Regions from separate parts of the Homo sapiens genome. Here region 1 is linked to region 2. A link is a loop called in an ENCODE intact Hi-C map of the cell type or tissue named here. Cell type or tissue: GM12878. All regions are shown on one strand. Links, peaks and the distances in the headings refer to the core of each region. The heading gives the core; the rest is flanking DNA. Region 1 overlaps RORA (RAR related orphan receptor A). Region 2 overlaps RORA (RAR related orphan receptor A).

Region 1 (15,907 bases), core at 2,499-10,498, 180 kb after region 2:
TATCACGAATATACAATCAAAATGGATGCCTACACCTCTGTGTCAGGGAGGAAAAGTAGAGGAAGTTGAAGCCACATTTTCCAACTTCATCCTTCACTCCTTTCACTCTAGAGGCTGAAACTTTCCTGACAAAGAAATATACTTAGAATGGTTTCATTAGATAAACTCTTTCCCTATCTTACTGTGAAAGAAATTTTCCAGTGAGTTCCAGTTTCAGGAGGTTACAAGGTAAAAGGGAAGGAAAGTTGGCATGCTCCCAGCCTGACAAGAAGTTGTCGCATTACCATCAACGTCACATAAATTTAGCTGGAACATTGTATCGGATTCTATAATGCACTTACGTGAGCGATTAAATGGTGAGAAACACATAACATTTGCCTGCCCACCCCCTCTCCCATTGCCCTCTGCTTCTGTGAGAGTTTGGGATTCCAGATGAATTCTCCCAGCATAGCCTCAGCTTGCAAAGGGTCATCTAACCTTTAAACTTCAGTCCAGCAAAGCAGGCTGAAGAGAATCACCAGGGTGTCTCCTGTTATGTGCTTCAACATCAAATGACCTGCTTCACCAGGTTACCCAAGGACACAGCTTTAACCAAAGACGTGAGAATTCCCAGAACTGGAAGCAAATGCGAGCTGATGATAGGACATTCCCCAAACCCCCTATCCCAGGATGCTCGACAGCAATTAGCAGCCATGTCCTTTGTCTCACCTCTGCTGTGTTTTTAGCAGCTCAGTTTCTTCAGAGGACAAGGCAAGAGGGAATGGGATTAGGCTGGGAGCCCTGGTTTTCTGAGGGAAGAGGGTATTAAACATTTTCACTTGGAGTTTCTCTGAAGGGTTTCTGGACAACCAAACCCCCACTCCGCGCCCCTGCGAAACTCCTCCTGGCACCGCCCCTGACTTTCTATTTTCTTTAGGTGCCCACCTTACCCCTCCACAAGAAATCAAAGCAGCCGATATGCAGTTGAATTTCCAAGTGGATTCCCTTGTATCCGTTTGTCTGGGTGTGTGTGTGCGTTTTTAAAAAATTTTAAATTTTGGATAAGCCCTCTAAGAAAGAGGCTCCTAAGGGAAGCGGGGGCTGAAGGAAGGAAGAAGTGGGTGACAAAGCCTCTAGGGGATCAATAAATTCAGCTGCTCCTGTGTACAAGGGAAAGGGCAGTGCAGGAAGTCAGATGGGAGAAGAAATCCCAGAATCATAAATTTTAAAGCTGAAAGGATCTTTAGAGGTCACCTGGCATAACCTCCTCTATTTTATAAATGAGGAAACTAAAAGTCAGACATGCTAATGGACCTGCCCAAGGTTATGTAACTTGGCGATGAGAAAAGGAGGACCCAAACCCAGACCTCTCAAGTCCCCCGTCTGGGCCCCTTCATCTTCTTCACAGCCCACAGCAGCTGCCACCTCGGCCGAGCAGCCATTTTGATCGCTAAAGTGCCTGCGGGAAGACCCCATGGCCACCCCCAGACACTTCCCATGATGCTCCTCTCCTCAGAAGCCATGTCATGGCTGCCCACTCTCTCCAAAGACTCCCTCCACCAGCCACGCGGCCCGCAGCCAGAGTTCTTCCTGTGAAGAGCCCTCACCGCTTCACTTTTCATGTGAAGCTGGCAAAGCCGCTTCAGCGATCATTTTTTAACACGGCAGCTCCCTGACAAGAGGATTAAAGCAGGCGGCTTTCAAAAAAGTATCAAGAATAATTTAAAATGCAATATGTTAATGCTTGTCCAGAGTTTTGTACACTTTCGTGAAAAGTCATCAATCTCTCCCGCCACACCCTAACGACAATCCTGTAACTGGCACGGTTTTCTGACATTAAGAAAAAAAATTAGTGAACACAGTCATAAATTAGGACCAGAAATCTAACTGCAGATGAGGCTTCCGAAGTCACAAAGCAAAATTGGGCGTGGAGTCACAAACTGAGGATTTTTGAGGGAGTAGGTGGTGGTTATTTTGGAGGATGGTTCCTTTGCAGTCTTCCTGGAGGATGAGCAAGGGGATCAGAAAACTGCCGCTCAAACGCTAGTGTGCATCAGAATCACCTGGAGAGTTTGTGAAAACAGATTGCTGGGCTCCCTCCCTAGACTTTCGGATTCTGCAGGTCTGGGGCAAGGCCTGAGAATATGCATTTCTAGCCCGTTCCCAGGAGCTGATGCTGCTGGCCTGGGGAACCATGCTTTGGGAACCTCTGGGCTGAAAAGACACTTTCAGGCCTCCCCTGGTGTTAGGACTTCATTAAAATATAGAAGCAAGAATGTGAGGTGCAACTTAAACATCCCTGCACAGGCACAGCAGGCAAGGCGGGAAATGAAATCGCACAGACACCAGGGCTCGTTGTCACAGCATCAAGCAGTGCCTTAAACAGGGAGGTAAGCAGTGTCCTCCAGCTGCTACAGTCACCTCTAAAAAGATAATGCCTGTCTGAGCAAAAGCAAACACCAGAAGGCTTAAAAACCTGGGGTCCCCATGCTCATTCCTCAAGCAGTTGAAAATGTCTTTATGTAGAGAAAGTACAGTGTAAATAGAAAGTAGGGCTCGATTTCCACAAGCTCAAGTCAAAGAATCTGCTGAGAAGGCCACATGACACACGAAATGAAATCCAGGTCCTTGATACCCGGAGGCAAGAAAGCGAACGGAAGATCCAAGACAATCCAAAGGTTCCTGAATTTTTACAGTAAACAGTTCTGATCGGATTCACTTGCTATTTTGGAACATACATGAAGTTCATTAACTGGCATATATTAAAAAAGAAAAAAAATTAGAAAAAGAAGGAGCTGGAGGACAAATCAGTAATTGCTCCTTTAGAGCAAACCAAAGTTACTGAGAAAATCTCCTATAAAGGCTCTGTCAAAACAAGTCACTTAAGGATTAGTGAGAGCTAAATCCTCCGTCAGAGAGATTTTTCTCAACAGTCGTAAATGGGTTTTAGTATCGGAAAATCTTAGAAAATATACTTCTCCTGCCTCCACCCCCCTCTCAGAATGGCTCTTTCAATAGCTCGGCATCTTGTGGGAGCAAAGTATTTCCTTAGGCTGAGGCTTTTTATTTAAAAAATAAAATAAAATAAACTCTGTCATTCATGGCAAAGTCAGTGGCTGGAAATAACTCTTTACAGGCATGGAGTGCATGTTTCAGAGGCTTGCCCATACAACGCACATGGTCAAGTACAGCCTCAGCAATTTCCCTCCTAACAATTAGTATAAGCTAGGGCTCTTACTTTGACTTTTTACCTTGTTCCACTTTTGGTCTCATTTTCTTAAGGCTTCACTGCTCAATTTGTTCATTTTGTGAGGCAAGAGCTTAAAGTTCATCCTTAAAAATGCGTAGGTGATTCAGTTTTTTAATTAGAAAAAAGCAAACACTGCTAATCCCAAACCTTTTCAATGGCAGCCTTCTAGGGGCACACATTTTAATTCCATCAGTAAAGGGTCATCTTATTCATTCTCTTATAATCATCGTGGGGGCCCATGCTGTATTTCTGGGCAGTCTCTGGAGTCTATGACACTGGATTACAGAGGTCTGTCTCTGTTCATTAAGTGAGTGTTCAGAGAAGACCCACTCATCCTGTAAGCACTTAGAGACACTCTGGAGTTTGATCCTCATGAGAGGGTGACCTGGCAAGGCCATTTTCCTGTCTGCTTCCCAGATGGTCACACTCTTCTTTGTCTGCCCAAGCCTTTTTTATCTTATCAGTACTCAAAGCTAACGCATCTTAGACATCGTTGGTACCAATCAATGGAAAGCTAACACACTTGCACAACAGTCCATATGCGAATAAGCATTGATTTTACCCCCCTTGGTTATAGACTGCATTTCTAAACTTTCCATTTCCTCCATTAGACCCTTTAAAAACATCCATTTGTCAGACATAAATATTTCTCCTGATACCCACACAGGAAGTCTTAGTTACAGGCCTGGTTTTAGGCATTACTATACTAGGCCATTCCTTAGCATGTGTGACATGAGTGAGTAATCAGAAATCCCAACCCCAAAATATTTCCCTTCCCAATCTACCTTATACCCAAAATTTCACCACTGCAAAATCCTTAAGACACTTTCAAGTCCAGAAATACCCTTTTAATATTAAATTATTCTGAGAGGCAACCCATTAAGCCTGTTTAATTAGCAAGACTCTGGAGAATTTAGCTTTTTTTTTTTTTTTTTTTGGCTGCATAGCCAAGGGAATTTAGGGTTGGAATGACACAGGCCTGAGTGGAAATTCAAGAGCTGTCATTTCCTAGCACCATGAAGTTGGGCAAGTCACTTAACCTCTAAGAGGCTCAGCTCTATCACTTTATCTAAGTGGGGCCTGACACTTGGGTAGTACTCAATAAGAAAATTTCCTTTCTCATGAGGTGGCTGCTCAGGGAGAGATGGTCAGGACAGAATATCTACCCAAGGTTGAGAAGACAGAGGAGAAACCAGGGCACATCCTGGAGAAGGCAGCTTCAGGAGTGGGTCCTGGGGTCTGGGGTGGGGTGGGAGACGTTTTCGATGTTGTTTAATGGGCGGTAGTGGGACCAAGGAGAGTTCCAGTCACTTGGAAAACAGGACTGCAGAGTGGAGGCAAGAGCCATAGAAAAGAGAGAAAGCCCTAGAAGGGGCTAGGAGGGCCATCTTCTGCCACTTCACTCATCTGTGGATCACCAGGTCTACCCACAGTTTTACAAATTTCACTCCAGTTCTGCCCTAACTTATTACATATCAGGGCCTTTCACTCATTATCTCAAAAATGACATATAGAGATCTTTGCCTGTGGGGTTAATGAGTAATCAGGAGGTATCACATTAATCTCCATTTCACTCCAGAATAAGTTAAACAGTTGCCTCAAATCCTTCTCCTGTAGAGGAAGAGGGGTGTAAATACGAGGTAAATATGTAAAGAAAAGCATGAACCAATGACCTCAGTAATGGTTCCAGAGACCAGGACTCCCTATTCTGGGGGTGAGGATAAAAGTTTCCATGTCTGATTTACCCTTGCTCAGGGATGAACCCATGTTTCTGTATTCCACATCCACTGGATAGATGCCCTGCAGCTAAAGACATCTTTTTGAGCCCCCAAATTGAAGCCTTTGGATTTCCCTATGACATGTGAATTGTATTTATGTAGGTATTCTGATGAAATTGCACTTCCCTCAAAAAGATGAAACTTAAATGAAAGAGGATGAACCTGGAACATGTGCAGTGTGAAAATTTACACAGCGAAGGAGCTAAGTCTCAGCCATGATCAGTCTATTTTGAGCTTCCTGTTAAGCACCAAAGTGATGGAATAGGACAAAGAAAAATTGTACCCATAATAAATAGAGGATGACCCCTGTGAAAAGTAAAGATAGAGCCCATATTGGATTAGAAAAAGACTTGATATTTCCCTCCACCTTTACCTCCTTCTAAGTCTATCCAGGAGTAACAAAAATGATGAACATGGGATCTTAAGTAGTCAAAAAACTGTAAGATTAGGAAAGGAAGCTGTAATTGTTTAGAATCTACTATGTGCTAGGGATTTTAGGTGTACTGCCTCATGCAATAGATGAGATGAGAGCACAATGAAGAATACTTTTCTCCACTTTACAGGCCAAAGAAGCAGAGGCTCAGCTTGGCTCAACTGCATATCAGTAAATGACAGGAATAAGATTCAAACTGAGTTCTGATGACTCCAAAGAATGTGTGGGGCAGGGTCAGGATGGTCTTTAGGCTTTGGAGGCCTTCTCTTTACTGGAGGCACAGGCTTTGTTCTAGGTTGTAGGAAGAGAAGTAAATAAACTGGTAAATCTTTCTGTATAATTTTCTCAGGGTTGAAATGGTGGCAGGGGAGCTGGCCCCGGTGGCTCACAAATGCAATCCCAGAAACTCAGAAGGCTAAGGCAGGAAGATCGCTTTGAGAATAGCCTAGGCAACACAGTGAGACATTGTCTCTAAAAATAAATAAATAAATAAATAAATAAATAAATAAATAAATAAATTTAAATTAGTCAGGACTGGTGGTACACACCTATAGTCCCAGCTACCCTGGAGGCTGAGGCGGGAAGATCACTTGAGCCCAGGAGTTTGAGGCTGCAGTGAGCTATGATCATGCCACTGCATCAGCCTGGGTGACAGAGTGATACTCTAACTCTTAAAAAAAAAGAGAGAAATGGAGGCAGGAAAGGCAGAACTCTTCAGAAAACAAGGCAATGCATTCTGGCTTTTTTGGTTTTTGAGAAACATCACATAGGCTGGATGGTGAAGTGCTCTAAGAATATCTATTCAAAATGACTATGAAAAGGTTCTATCTAGCATACAGTTTTCAGGAAGCGGATATGAGGGCACAGGGGATGGGTTTGGGGTCAATGAATGCATGTTCTCAGGCTTACTAATAGATGAGACCATGGTAGATATTCCCTTGAGCTTCCAGAAAGCACCCAGCAAGTTAATGCATTCATGCCACTGTAAACTAGCATTTGAGTAAGGGGTGGTCCAAACACCCTACTTATGGAGGCAAAGAGCAGCAGCTCATCTGCAGACCACTAGGGGTTGTTCGCAATGCAACAGAAACCACGTCTTATCCTTGACAGGGCAGCCAATAGGTAATCATGTTTTACACATGTCATTTTCCAACTTCATCTTCTTTCATCCTTCTGTAGTATCTCCCAGGGAAGATCTCATAGAAGTAACTGCATATACCAGTTTCAAACACCCTCAATATGAAGAGCATGGAACTCTGCATTCAGCTACCTGGGCATGTCAAAAGCACATCATGCAATAAGCCAATGTTTAGTATATGGTCCAACATGGACGTGGTACCTTCACAGCTCTTATCTGATTGAAATGCATAGATGTGGATAGGAAATGACATGCTTACTAATTTTCTGAGAGGAAAAAGGGGAAATCCAGTATAGTGACTGAGTGAAAAGTTAGTAATAAAAGGTAAGTGACCCAGACAGGGAGTTTCCTGAGCAAGCATAACCCAGCAGTTTTTAGCCACACTTCTTTCATGGCTTTCTCTTCAAGTTAGGTTGACAGATATCTGATCCAATGCTTGGCCATCTACTGAAACCACCTCTTACCATTCCACCAGGTAAGGACGTCAGCAAAAAGCCTTTTCACCACAAGTAGCAACCTACTTTCCAAAACAACTCCCCGCACTTCAAACTAAACCAACGACTAAGTAAACCCAGATTAAATAGAGCTTTATCAGGATGGAGTTTGAGTAATCTCTAAATCAACAAATTCCAGGGAATGTGTGTACAGAATATCCATTATACAAATGTCAGACCACAAAGTCAAACTCTTTGTTGAGATGCTGTTAAGGCCTTCCCTAATACAGCCAATATAGCAGAGTGGGAGAAGCAGGGTCATGCTAGCTTCTATTCCAGAGCCTGTTTTTCCTTATGCAAAGGCCAGTAAAGCAAATTTTCTGCAGAATTATTTTAGTTGTTCCTAAAAAGAACAAGATAGCCTTTCCTCATTAGTCTGAATAGACAGCTCCTTTTCTGAGTTGCTTTAATTGCTGTGGGTTAAGCTTCACTATCACACATCCTCACAACCATAATACAACTGGCATCATTTGGCGCTTTTTGACTTGGTTAAGTACAAACTACAAAGTCCAAGATGGGAAAGGTCATTTATTGTCTGCCAGATGGGATGTTTCAAAAGGAAATGATTTAGTCACATCATTAGGAGAAAAGGGAAGAATTAAAATGTATGCTCACATACAGATTTCGGTACGCACACAAAATGATCAGCACAGGAAAACATAAACAGTAGCCCAACAGCACACAAGTTACAGCACACAAGTTACACAGACTTCCTTAAATGGTATCTTCTACATTGATGTTGAAAAATGTGGATTGCTATTTTAATACTGCTGTCATAACAGTCTAGTACAACTGGTAGCATGAGGCTGAATATGCCTCAGAGTCAGATAGAGCTGGGTCCAATACGGGACTCTTCACTTACTACTCATGTGTGTTTGGGGCATATATCTTATTTCCAAAACTGCCTTATAATCTATAAAATGAGGACCATATGGGCTGGGTGCAGTGGCTCACCCCTGTAATCCCAGCACTCTGGGAGGCCGAGGCGGGTGCATCATGAGGTCAAGAAATCGAGACCATCCTGGCCAACACGGTGAAACCCCGTCTCTACTAAAAATACAAAAATTAGCTGGGAGTGGTGGTGTGCGCCTGTAGTCCCAGCTACTCGGGAGGCTGAGGCAGGAGAATTGCTTGAACTAGGGAGGCAGAGGTTGCAGTGAGCTGAGATCGTGCCACTGCACTCCAGCTTGGGTGACAGAGGAAGACTCCATCTCAAAAAAAATAAAAAATAAAAAAAAATAGGACCATATGGCCTTCCTCCTAGGTTTTTGCATAGATATAATAAGGTTACATGTAAAGTATCTGCCCCTGACACATACTACTTCCTGAATATTATTCCTTTCCACCTCTCCTTAGGTGTGTGTGCATGTGTGTGCATATGTGTTTAGTATTGAAATTATGCCTATATGTAGAAGGCACACAATAAATACTTCTTGTCATTTACTCAGTAATGGACATTGATCATTTACCTTTTACACTAAGTGAGAAAGTCTTAAATGATCTTGATTCATGATTTTTTTTTTCTTTTTTTGAAATGGAATCTCACTCTTGTCGCCCAGGATGCAGTGCAGTGGTGCGATCTCAGCTCACTGCAACCACTCCCTCCTGGGTTCAAGCAATTCTCCTGCCTCAACCTCCTGAGTAGCTGGGATTAAAAACACCAGCCACCACACCCAGCTAATTTTTGTACTTTTAGTAGAGATGGGGTTTCGCCATGCTGGCCAGGCCAGTCTCGAACTCCTGACCTCAGGTGATCTGCCCACCTCGGCCTCCCAAAGTGTTGGGATTACAGGTGTGAGCCACCACGCCCGGCGATTCATGATGTTCCTAATGGTTCTGTCCATTTTTACAGCCCATCTCAGCTGAAAGAAATATCTAACAGTTCTGTTTATTTGTAAATTACACCCAAATAACTTAACAAGTATTTATGTCCTAACAACTTGATTTCTGAAAAAAAGAATACACATAAACTAAAAGAAAAATGAGTCCCATTCACTGTTAAATAATCGTAAGTGCTTAATAGTGAGATGCATGAGCCTGTTGGGCACTACGCAACTTCTCAAACTCTGGCATCAGGTTGGATGCCCTCACCCTTGTTTCCTGCTCCACACTGATTTTCACATGGTCCTGTTTTATAATACAGCAACTGACAAGAACTTAGCTTCTCAAAGGTATGACATCACTGAAAGAAAGTTATGCATTCCAGTAGTGAAACTGTGAACTACCTTGAGCTAGTAGTTCACACGGTGCCTGACAGATGTCAAGAATTGCTGTATTTTCCTCAACTATTTAAAATATTTCCTGGCACCCCTTTGAGGCCACTGCAATGTCCAGGGTGCCTCAGCTCACACCTTGGGAACCCGGAGGCTAATTAACCATAGTGAATCAGATTCATTTTCTATGCTACTACTGAAATATGAATTAGACAATATTATAGATAAAGCTGAATAATATGACTTGTTTTAATACAGTTCTAACTCGATTTTCTACTTCAATTCCATTCTTCAGCCATTGATATTTGGCTTTTTAAAAGCTGTCCTTGTAGTGTCATATGGTCACCAGATAAACTCTGCAGTGAAGGCTCTTTAGATTCAAATCTATGTTGAACTATTTCAATTTTATGATTTTTTTTTTTTAAAAAACAGAGAGTAACCCAAAGCTTACCAGGTGATCCTTCTTAGTAAAAGGGATTTGTGGGCTGTGGATCAGCTTCCCACTGATTCATCTGAGATGAAGACAGGACCCTCCATCCTGCAAAAATGGGTTTGAAAAAAGAAAGGAACTCTCCATTTACACGTGAGAATGGCTCAGCCCTAAGAATGCTGCTTGCAGGTTCACTGTTCTGCATTTAGAATCCAGGCCTAGAGAAGCAGCACGGCTTGCCTCTGCTGTGAATCAGACTCTATCTTGTGTTGTTTTAGAGTCATGTCTACATAGCTGAAAGATGATTTGGATCTTTTTCAAGAAGAGAGTGGTAAGGTGAGGTACAGTGAGGCAGAAGACAATGCTGGTCAATGCTTTAAAATCACTCTCTGAGAGGAAAACCCTTGGTTTCTACTCTCTGCTGATTTCTGTGTTAAAAATACTCCCACCGTGGTTGAACGAGGTCACTGAATTCAGAGTTAGGGAAAGAGGCACACAATCAGCTCTCACGAGCTGACTCTAGCCCTTCACTGGGCAGAACGCTTTTCTCCTCTTCTACAGCTGCCCACGGAATGCTCTGAATCTAGGGGCGTACTCCGCTGAAAGGAAGATTTATAAATGCTCACGTTTATTAGCTCCTAATTGAGGATATCTGCCAGACACAATAAATAAAGTTGAAAAACAGAGTGCTTTGGAGAGAAAGTAGGCTAATCCGAAGCTTTTTATTCAGGGGATGAATTCTGGTCTTCCTCTCTGTATATGGGACACTATCTTGACCTTTCTGGCTGAGTCTATTAGCTCAGAGGTGGCACTCCAGTGGTCAAGTCAACTGGCATTCATCAAGCACCAACCACAGGCTTGAAATTTATATTAGTTGTTTTGGAAGGTTCCAGGAGAAGACAATGTAGACTCCTGAGGAGGGGATGATGTAGGTGAGGAGAGAGGCTAATGGCACATGAAGCCTGCAAAACTGGGCTCTAGACTCTTCTCATTGCAGCTTCAGAGTAAATCAAGTAACACTGTCTGTCTTCCCAGAGGTACCCTTGGCAGAGACCAGCAGGATCTGTTGTTTCTACTGTTGGACGCGTTTATGGGCCCTATTGGCCGATTTGGCAAGCAGCTTTATATAAAATGTCTTCCGGAACCATCCTTTCCCCTGTGAGTCAGTCATCCTCAGAGTCCTAATTCTGTCCAGTTTGCATCAGGCCTCCTCAGTCTCTGTAGCCCAAAGCACACGATAGGGTACCAATGTTCAAGGCTCTGCTTTATTTTGAAATTCAGCTGGTGAAGCTATTATATTCTACCTTTCTCCAAGTAGTATGCAATGCAAAGTGGCAATTTTACACCGTGCTAGCCCAACATAAATTCACAGATGAGTGCACACCTTATTTGGAATAAAGAGAAACACAACAGTTATTAAAGGGGTGATTACCTTCCCAGGGACCATGAATTTAAAATTATGCAAAATCGGAGGTCGGTCTCTACAAGTTCACATAGTGATTTAAATGGGGGTAACAATGAATATAATATCTTCTAACATGTTAAAACTTCCACAGCAAACCTCTTATATAATGCTTTGTTGCTTCATTGATTTGATAAGTTTGTGGGGGTACATTTTGCATTCATATACGACGTATAAAGTATCTTGTTTGCTTTACAAAAATGAAACATCAATAATAACAATCCTCAGGTTGCTATGATTTCTCTGTCATTCATACTGAGTGCTCAGTGTCAGGAACAGCATTTGTTTTGCCCTTGAGGAATTTGCAGAGCAGTTAGTAGGTATCGGTGTCCTTTGTAGTGGTTCAAATAACATATAACTATCGTAATATATTTGAAATAAGCCAATTATTATGCCATTTGAACATCTATCCTCCTTAAGATATATCCTGGGTTTTACTGAAGGACTTCTCTCTTAATAACGTTTTTCTTTATGATATGAGCGTCCTGGCTGGAAGAGAGCTGAGCTTCAGATACATGGTGTTGGAGTAAGGAGAGAGTCTTTTCCCTCAATGGTTATTTGCATGGGGGCTAAGGAGCCTCCTAGTTGGGGAGGTGAACTTGAACTGTAGCAACAATCAAGATTCAAACATGCATAGACAAGTATGATGGCTTGAAGAGGAGACTGCAGGCAGAAGTCAGGAGACAGGGATGGAAAAGAAGGGTCACTGTGAGAGAATCTGGCAGGGCCAACAGACTCAGCCACAAGTCAGCAAGTAAATGGGGAGATGCTGAAATGGGTGAAATGTTCTCCTTCAGTATGGTGGCTGGTGTTTGAACTCATTTTACCCTCTCTTCCAGGGGCTGTGCACACCTTAGGTAGAAAGAGCTATACATGTGAACTGAAACAACTCTCTCACCAAATTCTAAGACACTTTGGGGCTCAAACTACTCTATTCAAACTACCCATCTAAATGAGCACAGAGACAGAAAACGTTTTCCTCACTTCAACACGGGCTGCTATCCTGTCACGGTAATGAACGACGGAAGAAGGCTGGTGGCTGGGGCCTTCTCATAACCATGAGAAGAAACAATAAAGAAAAATAGGGGTGGTGTGGTTTGGGGTGGTCAAGGCCAATGTTGAAGACATTGATACAGCTCAGAATAGCAGGCAGCATCCAATGGTGAGTGGAAGCCCAGATTAATTCCAAAACACATATAAAACATGTCTACCTCTTTGGGAACTCAAAAAATGTGAGGTTGGGATGAGCTGCATGAAGGACTGCATTACCTGAACAAACGGGTGAGGGCTTGAGGCTCTGGGGGCGCTCGTCTTTAATGTTAATGAGACTCATTCATACCATGGGCTGGGGAGGCTTGGAAATATTTTAGTTACATAAACTGACATCAACCCCTCTTCTTCTTTTAATTGATATGCAGTCTTAGCCCTGTTATCATCTCTGATCTTGACCATTTCCCTTAGCCACTGGGCAACCAATGTCTCCTTCTGAACAGTTGGGAGAAATGTAAATTCACTGTTTTTTCTCCAGAGCAGCCAGAGGTTCCTTAATTTGCATCGTTATATGAGTGCAAAGCATGATGATAAAATATGCAATTCTTAAGAAATGTCAAAGACAGCTCATTAGATCAACTTTTTTTTCTGTGTATTTTTTTTTCTTTTTAAACAGGGACCACTGTGCTTCCTTTCAAGTGACAAGAGTTGTGACAGCTGCTCTATAAGGTATTCAATGGTTAATTAAGACACGAGTGTCATTGCTGAGCTCTTTTGTGTTTCATAGAAAGCAGTTGCTAAACAGATGAAAGTAGGTCTGAGGCAAGGGGTAGCATAACTATTATTTCAATTAATAAATAGCTCTAAAAGTGAAGGAAGTGATAAAGCCCTCAAGAGCGTCTGTATCTGCCCCGGTTCTGTCAGGAAAATTAAACAGAGCACTTGTGATTGCCATTGCTTCTGTTTAAGAGATCCAAGCAAGTAGGGTCACCTGTGCTGAGCAGGTTAGAGCCGGCCTGGTTCTTGGGGCACCCCCTAGTGACATGTTCCTATACCCTAGGATATCCCTTTCCTTGCTACTGAAAGAAATGGTGCTGAATTCACCTTGTTCTTCCACCCTCATCATCCTTTATTCTCCCCCTCTCTTCTACCAAAGAAGCCCTAAAATGTATTTTCAGATAAATATCAGGAAAGCATTTATAAATATTTCAGAGGTGTTTCATAAATAAATCAGCAAATCTACAAAAAGACTTCTCTCTTTTAATGAGATCTTGTCTGTGGTATATCCCTTTTACTTGAGCATCATTAAAACCAGTTGGGAAGATTTTTATACTGGACTCTCTTTTCGGGGGCTTCATAATATATGAACAAGCCTGCTATGCGTCTGTGAAACATGTAGCCTCTTCTTCTGACAGATTAGGCAGCCCTGGCGCGAGGGAATAGCTTTTACTCTTTTTAAAGTAAATACTAATCAATAGCAACTGTACCGACAAAAACCTTCTTGCTGCCTAATTGCACCACAGCTACTCATAGACCCCAACAGAATTTTCCCCTAGATGTAACAAAATTAACTACCAGGGGCTGAGCTAGTGAATTATCACCATCTCTCTATTCAAATGTAATTAACACAACCCCCCAACTACCACATGTACCATTAAAGTACCATTTGTATGTGTAATTTTCAAACAGGGTCTAAAGGTCGTGCCCACATCAATCTTTTCAACACACACAGCTGCACAGGAAATCAAACTGGCAGGGAGGTGGTCGCAGCCATTCTAGGAAATCTCTCCCTCTCTCAGATATTGTTTGTAGTTTCTCTTCTGCAGCTTAATGCCCTCTGTGGTCTCTTTGGCCGTGTCAGAAATAGCCAGACTGTATCAGAGGCAAACAAGTGATTTAAGGAATTTTAGGAAGCCAATCTAGTACCCAGCCCTGGCCAATCCAGGGGCTAGCTATGCAGAAATCTTACTGATAGCTTGGGATGGATACTACGGCCACGGTGGTTAATAATAACTAAGATTTTTATTGTACATTCAGATTATAAAAAAACTTGTACCTGCATTTTTCAAACTCATTATTATTATTGGCAATTGTAGTAATACCAGGGGCTATATATTGAGCATTTGAGCTAAGAGCTGTACATCTATAGTTTGTCAATTAATCCTCATAACAACTTTATGAGTTAGGAATTATTTCCTCTATTTTAAAACCAAGGAAACTGAGGCTCAGAGTGAGTGTGTGACTCAAAATGCTCCAAGCAGCTAGAAGGAGGGAGCACCAGGGTTTGAACCCGATTTTCTGACTCTGAGGCTCGTTCTGACACATAATCACTTTGGGAGGGAGGTATCATCATCATCCTCAGCCCCCCACCAACATTATCATCATCACCACCATCATCATCAACATCATCTGCCTTTCATACATGAGGTAAACAAGGTACAGAGAGGTGAAGCAGCTTGTTCAGGGCTACACGGCACAGAAGAGTATGGAAGAAGAGGCTTGGAGGCAAGATAAAGGCAAGGGGCAGTCATTGGGGATTCATGGAATAGATGTCTCTCTAAATGTCTCTCATGTCCTGGTGGCCATTCCATCTGTCACTTTCAAAAGTCAGTGGAAAGAGCAATGTAAGAGGAGTCAGGAGTCAGGGGCCATCCACTCAGACCAGACACCAGCTGGGTGACCTTGACCTTGACATTCCCTCTCTGGGCTCCGTGCTCTTGATTACATAACAAGCTAGATTAGAAGATATCTCAAGTCACTTCCAGATGTAACATTTTAGGCTCTTCATTTGTGAATTATTCGTGCTAGAAGAGGCCATATGTGGAAATTTAACACAGCAATACTTTCTCAAAACTTCACCTGTAATGTGCCTGTTAGGACTCAGGCACCCATGTTGTCACAAAGCCATCTCTTGATAAAAGGAGGAGCCCTGGGCTGAGGATGCCCACATTTAGCGTTTTTTTTCTCAGAAATACTCTGCCACTCCCAGAGCCAACACGTACAAATAGCATTTGCTGCACACCCTCCACTTCCCATGTGTCATTTGGCAAGGCTGCCCCGCTTGTCAAGAGGGCTATGCAAAGTCACCAAGGTCTGTAACTCCAGTTAGAACTCAAACACTAATTTTTCAGCAGCAGAGTCTGTTGTGAGAAACCTTGCTCCCAGGTGCACAGTGAACACAGAGGGTCCTTCTCTAATGGGACTCCCTTGACTTCTTCCACTCAAAGACGCCTGGTTCCAGCCTGTGAGGCTGTGCATGGGGTCAGCTCCAATGCTCGGAACGTCCCGCCTCCACCCAGATACACACTGACCACATGTGTCTGGGGCTCCTGAGTTTTTCTCTGCCCATAGCTCACCCAGGGCATGAGTGCCTTCTGCAGTTTAGTTTATAGTTGATCCATGCTGGTGAGGCCTGCCTCTGAGTCAGGGCCACCATTAGCCTGGCCTTGAGGGGACATGCACCTTCATGCCTGAGCTGACCGTAGGGTGTGTGTGGAGGGGGCGCTTTTGGTGTCCAGAGGCACTTGGCATCACATTATATCCATTTAAATATGTTTTCCCTTGATTCTGAATGAACTGAGAGAAACAAAAAATACTAATCAAAATGGAATGCAAATATCCAAGGCTCCTTTCTCTCAGAAAATGCCCTATTTTCCCCCCTCCATGGTACTAATGTTTTAGAAATAGAAGGCACCTCTGGAGAGACAGGATAATACCAAATTTTCAAATCTGTAGAAAAT
Region 2 (15,907 bases), core at 3,136-11,135:
TGCCTGGTCAATTATCTCTTTTAAAGAAGGATTTTTCTTCTTACATAGAAAATTTGTGTTTAAGGGGGATCTTGGGATGTCAAAATGGGCTCTGCCTTTTCAATCTGAAAATATACTGATGTGATGTGTGACCATCTAAGAACATTGCTGCACTTGAAATGTGGTCTATAAATTATTTTATAGACTGAATAATGTAATCATCCTCAGATTAGAAGGCCAGAAGAGGCTGTATGAGGCCCTCTTTTCACAGAAGAGCCATCCAATCCCTGAGAGTTGAGAGACTATGACCAAAATCAAGTGAGGGGTAAAGATGGGGCTGGAATTCAAGTCTTTTGGCTTCCCATCAAATGAATTTTTCATCTCACCAAGCTAACTCTGATAGCTAGGTTGGATGACTATGCTGTTGGAAAGTGCTGGGCCTTGTAAGACTTTCTGATTCTAGCTCTTTTTGTGAGAGAGGATGAGTTTTAATAACTACACAAACACCCGATTTATTCTCAAGCAGCCTGTGATGCAGGGCCTTGGCCATACCTCCCAATGTGTCATCATTTCCATGGGAAGACCTACAAGGAGCAGGAATCCAACATACAAGGACATAGTGAGAAGCAAAGAGGCATGAAAGTGGATAAGAATCTTAGTGGTGGAAGTTCGAAACCACTGAATAATGAGAAACTTTTTTGAACACAATGATGTGGCACAGTCAGCTGTAAAACATCTTCTTCCTTTGTTAGCTTTCTTCCAAAGTGTCCCAGCGACAGGCTGGTGGTCAACTTTCATGGTGTTTCTCCAAAGACCTTCACGTGGTGCCTCATGACAGACGTTCCTTGGAGATTGTCTAAGGAGAATAGAAGAAGCCTGGACAAACAAAGCTATGAAAACCACAACTTCATTCATTCCTGAAGGTTTGCATTCACAAAAATTGCACAAATTGTTCTGCACATTGAAAAATAACACCAAAATCTTATTTTTAGAAAGGGAATATAATGACACAATTGGGGTTCCTTTAGCTTTCCAAACAGTGCCCAACAGTAGTTTCCAAGAAAGTCATGAGCTAGCTTTTTTCTAATTGTGTACACAGTTGTGTTTGTGTAAATGTACACAACTGTATGCATGTACACAAACACACTCACCATTTAATAGCCAAAAATCCCTCTAAAATGTTAGGGGAAGGAAAGATCCATTTTCTAGTTCAAGTCATCAGTCTTAAAATTCACAGTTGGGAGAAATTCTGCTACAATGAATTATGTAAAAAAATTATGATTCTTCCTCTCAACCTAATGTAGGAGAATTGCCTTCACCCACAAATGATCTTACGCTACACTAGAACTACTCAGTCAGCATCTTTAATTATCATTTCCCACCAGCCTCTAGGCCAGTGCTTTTCAAAGTTTAATGTGCATACGAATTGCCTGGAGATCTTATTAAATATGCTAATTCTGATTCAGTAGGTCTGGGGTGGGCCCTGAGATTCTACACTTCTTATAGTTGCCGAGTGATGCCACAACTTCCAGCCCATGGACTAAACTTTGAGTAGCAAGATTCTAGACCAAGCCCACTTAACACTGTTCTCTCACTAGGGCAAGAAGTGGGCTACAGCCAATTTTATGGCTAGGATGGTAGACTTCTGTGAGGTGCCATATTCCCTGTGAATCTTCCCCTCCTTCAGAGATACCGCCTTTTGTATCATCTTTCTTCCTTCTCTTCTGAATGCACTTGCAGTTGCAAACCTAAAGGAGACAGCCTGTTGCACTGGTCCAGGGAGAAAAGCATGCAAACTTGGGTTTGAATTTCATCAATACCACTTACAGGCCAGGTAATTCTCTCTGAGCCACATCTGTAATATGGAGCTAAGATACTGTGGTGTGATCATATATATTGGTTTTCATCCACAGTCCCTGGCTCATAACTCCCATATCCTTTGTTACAGTCTTGTTATAATGTTGATTGTGTGAGGCCTCAGGGACAGGTCTCTGATCTTCTCCTGCCCTACAGTCACCTGCCCCAAAGCAGGACTCTACTCTTTCCCCACCTTTCTGATTGTAGGTTTTAAGACCCTCCTCAGAGAGAGTCCCACCCTATACTCTGAAGAGAGATAATGCTGATATCATGACGCTTCCATAAAAACCCAGGAGGGCTGGGTTCAGAGCTGAATATGTGGAGGTTCCTGGAGAATGGTGCCCCAGGGAGGGCATGGAAGCTCCGTTCCCCTTCCCCCATACTTAACCCTAAACATCTCCTCATCTGTATCCTTTGCAATATCCTCTATAATAAACTGGTAAACATGTTTTCCTGAGTTCTTTAGACTACTTCAGCAAATTAATTGAACCCAAAGAGAGGGTGGTGGGACCCTCAACTTAAAGCTGGTTGGCCAGACGTTCTGGAGGCCTGGACTTGCAACTCGTGTCTGAAAGCATGGGGGGCAGTTGTGGGAACTGAGCCTTCAACCTGTGGGATCTGACAATATCTCCAGGTAAACAGTGTTAGAATTGAATGGAAGGGTACCCAGATGGTGTCTGTTACTTGGTGTGTGGGAAAAACTCCCACGCATGTGGTCACAGAAGTCTTCTGTGTTGATTATTGTTGTGGTGGTATGTATGCAGAGGGAAAACTCAGTTTCTGAGAATTTTTCCCAAAGTGGAAATCCACCCCTGAGCTTGTTATGGTAGATAAATGAGAGAATGTACAGCACCCAGAACAGTGCCTTGTACGCAACCATTCAACAAACAGCAGCACCCTCTTCTCTTTCTTTTCAAGTATCATGCCCCAAGTCAGTTCTTCATCCATGGTCCCAGCAGGAAAGACTTGAGGGCATAGCTTGTAATACCTATAGCATGTAATAAAAGTCCTATGGCACTGGCAGTTAGAAGGCAAGGTACAATCTTCCTTTCTTGGCAGTAAGTTATAAAACCTTTATCATGTTTTTTTGTCTTCTGTCATCACTCCTAAATTGGTATATTTGGCATTGTCATTAATTAACTAACACATTTTACTGAGCCCCTATTATGTGCCAGACAATAAATAAAAAATACAGATGAAATCTCCAAATGCAACCAGCTCCCAGATTAGCTAGAGTTTAGGTAGAAAAACTCTGGATAATTGATTAATAAGGTCACATCTTCTTCTTTCTTTTTTCTTTTTCTCTTTTTTTTTTTTTTTTTTTTTGAGACATTGTCTTGTTCTGTCACCCAGGCTGGAATGCAAAGATGTGAACTCTGCTCACTGCAACCTCCACCCTCAGGGTTCAAGCGATTGTCCTGCCTCAGCCTCCTGAGTAGCTGGAATTACAGGCATGCAGCACCATGCCAGCTAATTTTTGTATTTTTAGTAGAGACAGGGTTTCACCATGTTGGCCAGGCTAGTCTCGAACTCCCGACCTCAAGTGATCCACCCACCTTGGCCTCGCACTGGGATTACAGGCACATTGCATTTTCATTCTAAGATTTGGTGTTCTACGGATAGGACCTTCGTAACAGCAAAGTTATGTCACTATGGTACAGTTGGCATAATAAAATTAGTTCAACATATAGGCAAAAGAAATGATGGTCTGGACATCACTGGGCAGAGTTTTTATTCTTCTAAGTTCATCAGTTACTGGTAGAAGGATCGTGCTAGAATGCTCAAGTTTCCCATCTCATCCCTGATGCTGCATTCAGAAGCAAACACCACACCTGCCAACATTCTAAAGGTGGTTTTCTTGTTGGGGAATTCAAAGTGAAGGTGACAGCAGAGAGTTAAAGACATTCACTTAGAAAATGGTCACTCCTCACTTTTAAAAATGAGTCCGGTAAATGAAAAAACGTTAGATTTACAAATTGAATAGAAAAAACACTCTATAAGAAGGTTTTCTGGCTAAATGAATGAAAGGTATCCGTCTGTGGTTTAATCACATTCGATTGAATAACGGTTGTTAGCTAAATTTGACTTTCCTGTCAAAATTGTCACCATGTTGCAAACTGACTTTAAAAGACTAACTAGAGCCAGAGTGGAGTAGTGAGAAATTAATACACAAAGCTCGGGTAACAAGGAATTCATCTAACCATCCATGTCTTGACCTCTTTCTAACCCAAAGTACAAAACTTGGCAGGAAGCAGATGAGGAAGTCATTAATATGTGGAAAAGGATCTCTCAAAGGCACATCAAGACCCTGTGCCTTTCACTGATGAAAATCAAAAGGAATTGTACAAATATTTACCACAAGAAAATAATTCTAAAAGGTGAAGGATTTCCACAATTGACACAGAGCTCTGTATTACTACCTAGGCAAAGTTTCTGGTTAGTACAGGCTCCCGTGCCGTTCTGAAAGTGAGGTGTAGAGGTCAGAGTTCAAGGACTGGCCTTGAGCTCTTTAAAAAGATAATCAATCAGCTTTGTGTGTGTGTGTGGGGGGGGTGTGTGTGTGTGTGGCATTTCTAGTTAAAGATGCAAAAGGCCTGATGAAAACTGTTTGGGTCTTTACTTGATCAAATCAACTGTAAATTTGAATATGGACTCAATATTATATAACATTAAAGAATTATTAATTTTCTTTTGGTTTGATCATGGCATTATAGTTATATAAACATATTTAAAAATATATACAGTGAAGTATTTAGTGTTGAGATGACATGATGTCTGAGATTTTCATTAAAATACTTCGGCAAAATAAAAAAATGTGTGTGTGTGTGTTAGCAGGAGGGGTAAGTGAAACAACGATGGTAAAATGTTGATGGTCATTGAAGCTGAATGATGGGTTCACTGGAGCACTGCACTTTCTCTCAACTTGAGTATTTTTGGAAATTTTCACAATAAAAGATTAAAAATCCAAAACCACAAAATATAGGGTTTCTTAAAAAGCACTAAAAATAGTTTACACAACAATACTGACTCTTGCCGTGAAATGCAGAGAATAGGTGCAAAAACCCGAGAGCAGTAATTAATGGCCAATCTTATGTGCATTCCTTTAAGCACAAGCAGCTGTCATAAACATCTTAATTTAAAGAGTTGGGGTTTGGGGAATCATGGCACTGCAAAAAGCTACGTCCTGCTGCTGCTCCACAGAACTGGTACATATCAGACCCTTAAATTTTTAAACACAGCTTTCATGTTTTTGAGAGCTGAAAAACCTTTGAAAAGTCAGCTTGTTAGGAAATTCACCTTGCAGACTCCTACTTCAAGGGTTGGTGGAGGTGCTTGGGTACCGGAAAAATTGATTTTGGGATGGGGGTGGAGGTTCACAGGTAAACATGTTGTGTGCTTCAGAAGAAGCTAGCTTGCTCTAAATATACGGGGCGTAGCTACATTGCAGTGTTGCCTTTCAGCAATGCAAAATATACCACCTGGCTAGAGAGGTATTTCAAGTCTACAAAGCCCCACCTCCCAGCCTTTATTGTTCCTTTTCCAGTCTTTGTCATAAAATAGAAAGAGGCGGCATTTTGAAGACGGAAGAAGCACTAAACAGGAAGCAGGAGCCTAAAATCGAGTTTCTCATACTGCTGTGTGTTACTGTAAACACTAGGCCATGACCTGCCCTAGGTGCTTCTTCTGTGACATAGGATCAGCATCTCACACCCATGAAGGTCTCTTGAGTCCCTTAAGGCCTAACACACCTGAATACATGGGCTGTGATACGGGAGCTAGCCTGATGCCTCCATTCACCCCACAAGATGTAGTCCTCGCCCTGACGGCAAGACGGCATGCGAGAGTCCTATTTGGGTTGTAAAGTTTAATGCGAGCAGAAAGAGGCAGACGATAGCTAACATAATCTAAGTTAACCATTGAAAAACCCAGACTGTCCAATAAAAATACTGGAACGAACCCAGTCACCTTTTATCAAGGGTACATTTAACCATCCTCATTGGTGGCTACTTCCATTCATGGTCACGCCCTTCCCTCTTGCCTCAGGAACTCAGTATTTGTGTGTAAATAAGGACGTGTTGTGGTATTCTGGGTGCTGATGGTTCCCCAGGAACTTAGGGACACCTGTGTGCAGGGCTGCACTTGACAAGAAACAAAGTTGCCGGCAGCACAGGACAAGGCCTCCTATTAATTTCTCGAATCGATCCTGGCAGTGATTATCTGGTCCAGGAAAGAACAGGTCTTTGTTCATAGCACCAGATTTGAATTTTTTAAAACAACACTCTCTATTGCCCGTAAGAATGACTAATAACGGGCGGCTGTAATTTCCCAGAGTTTGTGGGTATGACTTCTTCAGCTTTCCTTGCATTTGAATTTGCCATATTTCGACTGGGGGCTTCCTAGGGCTTTCAAGCACAATGTAACCAAAACCCCCAGCCAGCTCTCGGTTCAGCCTGGAGAACTTTGTGGTACTCTCGAACTTACTACTTCCTGCCCCCACACCTGAGAGTCTCCCCGCACACTGTTTTCCCTGCATCATCCACCATCAATCAAACAAACAGAGAAACACAGAAACCTCAGTTCTCAAGTGCAATCAATACAACCTCCTTTCCTGGGGTAACGATGCCTTCGTTTTAAAGGTCATGGAATGAGTCAGGGGCAGAAGAGAGAAACAGAGGCCGTGGGTTCTTTGACTAAACATCTCGCAGAGAGATCGGTGGATCCACAAAAATGACCTCATTAAGCTGCACCAATTGCCGGGCGGGGAGAGCAGTCCAAATTAACAAAAAATCAGAGTGATCAGAAAACAGTTTTGTTATTTTACACATGGTCTCAAGAGCTAGACAAATAAATTTGCCTAGTGTATGTTCTAAGTCACAAATAGATAAGAGGAAATTGAAACCACAATAGCCAAGCACCTCCCTGAGGAGACCAAGGCTGGGCTTCCATTACAATAATATTCTTATTTATGTTTTCTCATGCACATTATTTAAGTATATATTTATTTACTCATACAGACCAGATTTGTTGAGTACTGCTATGTGGAATTCACAGTATGAAGTGCCGTGGGGCAGGCAGACCTGGGTACCCTCAAAGAACTTGGTAAATAGCTATTTCTTAACTGCTAGTAAACAAGTTTCTCTTCTAGTAAGAAAAAATAATGGCTGGAAAACTTATTTACACCTTCAATACACAAGGCTATTTTGCACAAACCAGATATAGGAAACATTTATATATGGAGCTTTTCTAAAACAGATAAAATCAGGGCTCAGTCTTCTTTATGAAAACAAAAAGTAAAACACTTTGCAATTTGAGCAAAGATTATTTCTGCAGAGGGTCATCTCTAGTAAGAGGTGCCTGCTCCTCAGACCAAGTCTGTCTCTTTCAGGGCCATTCCTTACTGGATGGTGACTCATTTTACTCAAGGACTCGCCCTAGACGGCGTGCAACCAACCCTTTAGAAACACATCAATTGTTTAAACAAACTATGCCTGTATTCATTTGCTTAGCAAATCATTTTGTCACAGATTTAGCCCAGCCAGAGTCTAAATGATCACAATTACTGAAACTATACCAATACCTTTTCTACTGAAAACCTATCAAAGAAATAACATCAGTTCACATTATCATTATTGATTCCTGCCCTTTTCTCCCTTAACTCCATTCTCTTCCCTTTCAGTTTGTTATTTATTTTCTTATGTTCTGAATTTCAAGAAGACTTCCATGTGTTGTCAACATATGGTACATCATTCACATAAGTACATAAAATTCTCTATATGTCATTAAAGAACTGAGCTTGTGTTCCAGTGAGTGAAACTGAAGAGGAAATAAAATCACAAAGATAACCCCACAAATTAAGGTGCAGCTAAAATAGCAGCACCCTTCCCCCATCACTCACTGCACTATTTCTTAGAACTTTTATCTTTACATATGTACAAATAAACAGAGTGTTTCTGTTCTGCCTTATTTGTGTAGAGGACTTACGTGCAGCTCTCTGACCTTCCTCTGGCTCTGATTAGCCCCTGAGGGACGTGGATCACCCACATGCAACAGGCTGCTGACACCAGCAGAAAGCTGTCTTTCAGAACAATCAAGAGTCCCACCTAAGGACATCATGTCCACCTGCTCTTCTCTGGTTCAGCTGACTTCCCTGGACTTGCTTTCTTGTTGCCCTGATCTGTGCTCCGTGCCAGATCTCACAAACAAGGCTGGACTCTGCTTATTCCTGGCCAGTCTTGTCCTGTAGTCATCCAAGAAAAATACTGGAAAGGAGGACCACAACCTTGGCCAGTGGAGACCCTGTCATTCTGATGAACATTTCTAACACAAGATGTGAAGACCCTCCTTCCCATTTCTCATCCTTCCCTCTCCACGTCTCACAAACACCAAGTCTATTTCCCAGAGAAGTGGTCAGGGTGCAGTGAGTCAGGCAGCCAAAGTAATCCTGCAGGTGAGCATGTTGCCACTGACCCTTGAGTTTAACTTCTTACCAGATCTCTGCAAAGATAGAAAAAAACTAGCTTGCAAGAAACCCCAGCTCTCTGGATGATCTGTCCTTAGGCTGCTGAGATTTTCAAGGGTGTGCAGACAGTTGAACTTCACTTATTTTCAATAATTATAAAAATACATAAGAATTTTATGTATTATTTAAATGATACATAGGGACTCCTTATCCAAGAAAGATATTGTCAAAACTAGATTTTATAAAAAGGCTAACCATTATACATAAATAAATGGCTTAACATATAAAGTTTTATTTTAGCAATAGCAGCTACCCTTAGTTTCGATGCGCATATAGGTTGAAAAAGGTTTGCTGAAAGAGAAAAATAGACTGTTTATCATCTCAAAACTGGTTGAGATTGACAAATGTGATCCTATCAAAACCATTCCCCCCCCCACTCACATAAAATGGCCATGTTCTTTGAAAATTTGTGGAAAATTACTTTTTTTTTTGAAAATTATTCCCCTCAGGGCACATAAGGCGCAGGGAAAAAGCAAAGGAGAAACTAAGTTAAACTAGTTGAGTACTTTCTCAGTGTAATGATTTGAAACATCAAATCCCCCTAAATAAAATAAACAATAGATTATCTGCAAATAATCCTCCCTGGAGGTTTTCACACTAAAACAAATATGGAATAAACTCATGAGACTTTATCAGAGTCACAGTTAGGACTCTAGCCAGGAGTACACACAACTCCATCCATCCATCCTGCCATCCACACATCCATTTATTCATCTATTCAAATAACAAATCAAGAAGTATTTATTGAGTGCTTACTACATGCAAGATCTTGCTCTTGGGGCTTGGAGGCTACAAGAAGGACCAAGGCAAGCTCTCAATCCACAAGGAGGGTGAGAGAAAGGAAAAAGTTTGGAGTATGTGCAGTTGTGTAGAGGTTTCTTCAGTGCACCAGAGACAAGATGGATCTGTGTGGCACGGTCAACACTGTAGCCCTTGACCTTATCTTAGAGAAACTAAGTGCTTGAGGTAAAGATGTTAATTCCCTTAAGGCTTAGCAAATGTACCAAATCTGATAGTGTGCAATCTGTATACTGACTTTACCTCTGGCTTCATGTTATGATTCCTACCTTTGTTTTCTTTCCACCCGGATTTATTCATGAATTTTTATCTTGGATACTCTATGTGGTATTATAAGCCACCTCAAATCCTCTTGGGAAATAAAGGGGTCTAAATTCTTAAAGGATAAATACAATTACCCTGCTAGATCACTAACAATGATAACAAGGATGGTAATTCTTATTATCACAGGTAACTTTCATTGAGGGCTCCTATGTGTTGAGTACTGTTCCAAGCACTTTACATGTATTTTCTTGTTTATTCTTTATAATAATCTTTTGAGATTGTTACAATTATTATCCCTATCATAGTAAAGGAAAACGAAGCACAGAGAGCTTATGTAATATGCTAGTATGTGGTAGAACCAAGATTTGAACCCATACACTTTGAATGTGGAGCGGCTCCTTGTGTTTTATCCAGGTGTTCGGGCTCTCCAGGTCTCCTGATGGGACAGAAGCCCATTGCTTCCTGCTCGGACTCAGTAGCTTTCCCTATTGTTTGACTTTAGGACTCCGATGCTGTGTCCTACCTAGTCTTAGGGAACTTCTTGAATATTGGCCCCATCTTCTCTGATGCTGTGGCCGGTTTAATAGGAGCTCCCATATCTGAGTACTGTGTCTCTGGAGGGCGAGCTCCTTAAGAAAAGAGTGGGTCTTGCTCACTTTCTAATTTTGAGTACCTGGAGGCATACATGAGCCATAGCAGGTGTTTAAGAAAGGCTGGTGTGGGTTGACTGAATGAATGAGGGTCCCACCACTTTCCGGTGAATACTGTGCCTGAGATCTTCTGGCCACCCTCCCAGAGAGGTGCTCCCAGGTCCTGGCTCCCTCCTCCCCGCTCCTCACACTGGGCCCTTCATGATAGCTCTGTAGCTTCATCTGCCTATGTTTGGTGAGTTCTACCTGTCTAGGTGACGCTTCTAAAATTAAACAACTATTAATCTGTGAATGGTAAAGCATATGCATTCAGATTTTATCAAAGCAGAAAGCACATTTTACAAGGAAAAAGGTCTTTCTGATTAGCGATTATAAAATTGACTTAATTTCAATCTAGTTTACCATATTCAGAAGTGCCACATTCAGAATTGGAATGGACACTTTTAATTATCTTACGAGTTTAGGCATTTCAATGTCTTCTTTTCCCCCGATTCAGCTTAGCACAATGCCAGCACCCCTCTCTTTCCCACTCTCACATGGGTCTTTCTCTATATTTTCTGCGCTCTTATTACCTGGACTATTTACTTGCTTATTAATCATGTGTAACTTAGTGATATGCATCATGGTGCTCAATTGTTATTTAATTCCTGCTTTGTTAGTTCATGGCACCCATGTTTCTATCGCCCATGGAAAAATTTTTTTAATTTTTAATTTTTATGAGTACATAGTAGGTGTTTATATTTAGGGGGTAGATGAGATGCTTTGATACAGGCATGCAATAAGTAATAATCACATTATGGAAAATGGGGTGTCCACCCCCTCAAGCACGTATCCTTTGTGTTACAAACAATCCAATTATAATCTTAGTTCTTTTAAAATATACAATTAAATTATTTTGACCTTAGTCACCCTGCTGTGCTGTGAAATACTGTTTTATTCTTTTTGTTCTTTTTTGTACCCCCTCCCATGGAAATTTCTTGACAAGAGATCATTGTGACTTGTGCCTTTCGGGATCTAGTCACTTGAGAACTGGTTCCATGGTGCTTCAGTAAAGGCCATGAAATTTCATCAAAGACTATGTCCCTCAAATAAATCTAATTAAATGTCCTCCACTGGGTCAGTCATACGAGTGAAGTGGAAGGGAGGCCATATAGAGCAGTCTTCAGGCAGAATTCTGGTCAGAATTGTAGAAATTCTGGTCACAAGGTAAAGGCAAGAAAGGCAAGGGGTGAATGGTAGTGGTGGTGGTTTGGGGGGCACACAACATTTTTTGAATCACCACATCAACTAGGTACCAGGCTAAATGATTTACACACCTGATTTCACTTAACATCTGCATAACCCTCAGATGTTGACATAATGCTGCCTCCCCTTCTACCCATAATTAAGGCCATATAGCTATTAGGTGATGAGGTTGGGGTGTGACTCCGGGTTTACCTGACTCCAAAATGATACTCTTTCCCCTATATTGCTTTCAGAGTCACCTTCACTTTTCACTGCATGCACTGTCCAGAATCCCCCTTTAAGCTCAGAATGAAGGAAATGAAGGTTAATAAGAGGTCATGCTGGCAAGTCTAAGAAATGAATGGGGTCAGGACCAATGGAGAAGGAAAGTGGAAATGTCTGCGTTCTTTGTTGTCTCGGGATTGCAAAAACAAAGGAGGCAAATGGTCCTAAGCAGGTCAGTAAAGGCCAGTATTGAGCACCTACTGTGTGCAAGGCAGTTTGCCACAGCACAGGGCACAAACAGAATTGGGACAAGGTTGTATTACCCAGGCTCCAGCTTACGTGAAAGCCAGCTGGGCCAGCAGGACTCATTTCCCTTTCGTTGCTGCTGGAAAATCAGCATCCAATCATCTCTTGAAAGACCAAACCAAGGTAGTTCCTCAGCTTTGCTTTGCGTAGGCCCCGCCTACAGCCTCGTCTGCATGTGTCTCCCGTGGGGCTGCAGACGCGCCACTGTGTCTAGGGGCGGGTGGGTATGCGGGGAGACTAAACCAGACTTCAGGCAAGCAGGGGGTTAATAGCTCATAAAATAAAACCCTCTAACAGAAAAATGTTATTTTAATTGTATTACATTGAGGAGCCCTGAGGGTCGTGGGGTAGATAATCAAAAAGGACAAGGAGGAAATTAAAAAAGGGAAGAAGGCAATCAAAAAGGCCATTTAGGAGAGGCCCTTAATCCTCAATAGAAAGAACACTAATTATACTACAGAATCTCCTTATAATTAACCCTGATATAAAGTGTTTTTTGAGCAGTAATAACTTTCACATTCACAATCATTTTGATCGCAAACTCCTGTGAACACCTCACAAACAGCAGCTCACACAGGTTTGCTGGTTTTTGTCCCCAGCAAGCCCAGGGATTACACTGCTGTTCATAACCAAAAAGACAAATATTTCTGCCCTCAGCTAAGTCCACTGCTTCATTGAACTCACCCATTGCTTTCATTTTTTGTTGTTATTGTTTTGTTTTGTTTTTTGGCAAGAATAGCTCAAAAGTCAACCATTCTTGTGCCTCCTTCCCCTTCTTTGCAATTGCTTCCCTGTGCTCGTTTTTAACCTTTAATATGACTTGGAATATCCCACGGTTGCAAAACCCACTGAATTCCCAACATACCTTCCTTAGTGAACAGACCCCTGCTTAGATTTACCTACACTCCTAGGGCACACATTGCTGTAATAGTTCTTAACGTTTCCAGACAAAAGCAAGGATTCAGATGGACTCTGCTCAAATCCCATCCACAATAAGAGCCTCACATTCCTCTCGCTGACAGCTGATCCCTTATGAACCAAAGCTCTAAACTGTCAACTAGAACATTTTAAGCACAGATCAGAACAAGGAAAGAATGCAGACAGTTATAGATTTCAGGGGTCCCAGGGTATCTGGAGGCAAAGCAACTGGGACCAGTGCACGAAGGGAGAAGGTCCTGGAACAGGTTGTTTGGGACTTTAAAAAAAAATGGCGTGAAAGTGAAAAGAATCTGTCCCTGTCCTTACATGAACCGGCCATCGCTCTTATCCCACCTAGTAAGAGAAGGAGCAGGATCTCAGATCCCATGAGATCCCTGGGGAGATAGTTTCAATGGGGCACCTGCCTGCCAAGTGAAACTCTAGGAGAGGTTCACGGGCACTCACTCCTGACATTCACAGCGCTCTGAAGGTATTCGTCTCCTCTGAATGCACTCCTGGACCTGGCTTCACCTCCTCCTGGCAAATACACAGTGGACGTATCTGAAAGGTCTACCTGCTCACAATGGGCTACATCCCCACTTTAACTCGGAGACTGGGACACCAAGGTTTGTGAAACACTGAGCCTAGTATTTTTCCTCTGTATCAAAAGAACGAATGCCAAAGGATTTTTTCCATTTTTCCTTGCATGTTATTGGAACTGAAAACCTTACTTCTACTTCCCATCCGGGTGACTATTCTTCATGTAGAATTTAACAAGATAAGAAGATGCTTCCTTTTTGCTTTTTTATTTATTTACCTTTTTAGAATCAGGTCTCATTATGTCACCCAGGCTAAAATACTTTTTTGCTTTGTAAACAGAATCCATAACCAAGAGACAAATATTCTCTTACCGTTCAACAATATTAAGTATCTGCAATATACCCATCCTCCCAACTCACCCTTGGACCTAGACAATACAGGATAGGAATTATATTGACCCTGCTTGTGTAGGGACTAGGTTGCTCCTCTTCAGTTACCTATTCAGTTGAATAGCAAGTTACAGCTCATTAACACAGAAAAACATAGGACATTAGTTCATTTCCACTTAAAAATATCCCTACTAAGTAAATCATCATTCGTTTCATCCAAAATACCTACAGAGACACACAATTCACTTATAAAGTTGAATGAGGGGATTAAAAATGAAGAAAAGATTATGTCTCCCATTTAAAAAATATTATAAGTAAAATGCATTTACCAGTAAAACACACTAAAAGGATCTGCAGAAACATCCCTGCTCCATTCATTAATGCAACAAGTATATGCCAAGTGCTATTCATTTCTCAACACCTAAAGGTGAGCCAGGCACAGATCCTGCCCTAAAAAAAACTTAAAGTGTAGTAGGGGAGGTAACTCACATTTACATATAATTCAACTGTAAGTCAGAGTGCGAAAAGTACTATAAGAAAGGTGCAGATTTTTAAAAACTTTATACAATAATAAAATTATAATATAAATGTAAGATATTATTAATTGCATCTGGTAGAGGTCTCCCCTTGAGTTATCCCATCTGAACACAGAGCTAATACGTTGTTATATCCATAGGCGGGATATTTACAACTCCCTTTGTTGGGGTTTTATTCTAGGTGTAATTACCACTAGCAGGACAGGAGCTGGAAGCCAATAGGAAAGGCCGAAGCTGATGCTGATATTTACCTCCCCGTTTTTGGTGTCCCTTGCTTTGAGAAGGCAGGCCCCAACACTGGGTTCCCTCTCACATCCCCCCACCCCACCCCATATTCTGAGTTCCTCCCACCTCTGTTCTGCTCCATCAAAACTTCATTGACAAAGAGCCTCATGGATGCCACTAAAGAGGACAACACATTAACTGGAAATGCTCAGTCTTTCGATCACTTTCCTTACTCCAACCTCCAGTGATACATATTTTAAAAGAGTGTCCTGGAGATGAGTCTTTAGCCAAAAGAAACTCCACCTTAGGAGAAGTGGGGACAACAGAGTCAGGAGTCCTGGATTCTAGTCCCAGATTAGTCACTCAATGTAGTACCCTAGGACAAATCCATTTATGTACCTGAGCCTCCATTTTCTCCATTGTTAGAATTCACCAATAGCAGACTCCCAATGTCCTGAGTATGTAATATGCAATATAAAGCTCTCATGAATTATGCAAATAAATTTAAATACAATCATGAGAGGGAATTTTAGTGAGGTGCAAGGGATCTTTCTGACAGGAACCCTGTCTGTATTACCTTGGGTAGGGTAGGTTTGTCCTGAGGCAAGACCTGTGCCAACAAATGGCATTGAATCCAACCCAACTGGATTGTAATCATTTATACAGTTGTTAGTTGATTTCTTCTTCTGTGTATTAAATCTAAAATATGAAGTCTAATCCAACTTATACTTTATGTAGTCAGGGTTAGGGATGGTATTTTCTATGTAATATCTTACCTCTCTGCTTTAAGGCTAGTTGTGGACAATAGATTTAGTTTTTTTAAAAATTGCTAGATTCCTTCTTTTCTGGTTCCATTTCTGGAAATAGCAACATTAGCAGCACTGAATCAAAGTGGTTCTTCTCACGACTTGTCCCTTGTCCCTTTTTACATTTATCTCCTGTTACGCCAGCACAAATAAAACCATGAACAAGAGTAAACAGCGAATGTTGGGGAAGGAGTTTTCAAAAGCAGACCTTGGTATCACTTTTAAATAGTCCACAGTTCTAAATGAGGCTGCAAGCATCTTGTCTTCCTTCAGTTGACTGCAGGAGAAGATCTGTACTAGATGATGCTGGAAGGTCTTCCTCTATACAGGAAGACGGCTTTCCTCCCACACGGTTTCAGGTGTGCACACATGACACTCGGATGTGACTGTTAGCAGCTGGAAACTTTGAGGTTACCAAGGACCGTAGGAAATGCCATTCTTCTCATTCTGAAGAACTGAATTTGGCCAAATGGTCTTAACCTTTCATAGCCTGATTTCTTTTGTGGTTGTCTTATCGTTCAATTAATTTAAACCAACCATTCCTTCTTTAAAATACAGAAATAATACATGCTGGCTGGAAAAATCTTAAAAAATGCAGTAGTATGTAGAATACAAATCAAAGGAGCTTTTCACTTCCCCTGCATTCCTTAATCCTTCTCTTCTCTTTTGA

What was found. Peaks named below come from ENCODE experiments on the same cell type or tissue, not always from the same donor. Only the 100,000 strongest peaks of a DNase experiment are listed, where the experiment ranks them.
Region 1: it touches region 2 in a loop (4-fold over the local background); 2 of 110 quality-filtered maps call a loop at or near these places.

The regions. Positions count from the first base shown.
Region 1 is chr15:60,892,586-60,908,492 of GRCh38, forward strand. All of the region lies in intron 1 of RORA (RAR related orphan receptor A), which reads right to left. Among named protein-coding and RNA genes, the nearest start is that of RORA-AS4, 140 kb to the left of the region's middle. RefSeq lists enhancers at 6,829-7,068, 14,646-15,147, 15,654-15,907. In GM12878, for the core only: no CTCF peak of the experiment used is centred there; DNase peaks (open chromatin) are centred at 6,356, 6,926, 9,236 and 10,019; H3K27ac peaks cover 2,682 bases.
Region 2 is chr15:60,714,656-60,730,562 of GRCh38, forward strand. The region is part of intron 1 of RORA (RAR related orphan receptor A); the gene reads right to left. Among named protein-coding and RNA genes, the nearest start is that of RORA-AS4, 41 kb to the right of the region's middle. RefSeq lists enhancers at 5,865-5,914, 5,955-6,004, 6,475-6,564, 6,595-6,704. In GM12878, for the core only: no CTCF peak of the experiment used is centred there; a DNase peak (open chromatin) is centred at 6,386; H3K4me3 peaks cover 1,436 bases; H3K27ac peaks cover 2,240 bases.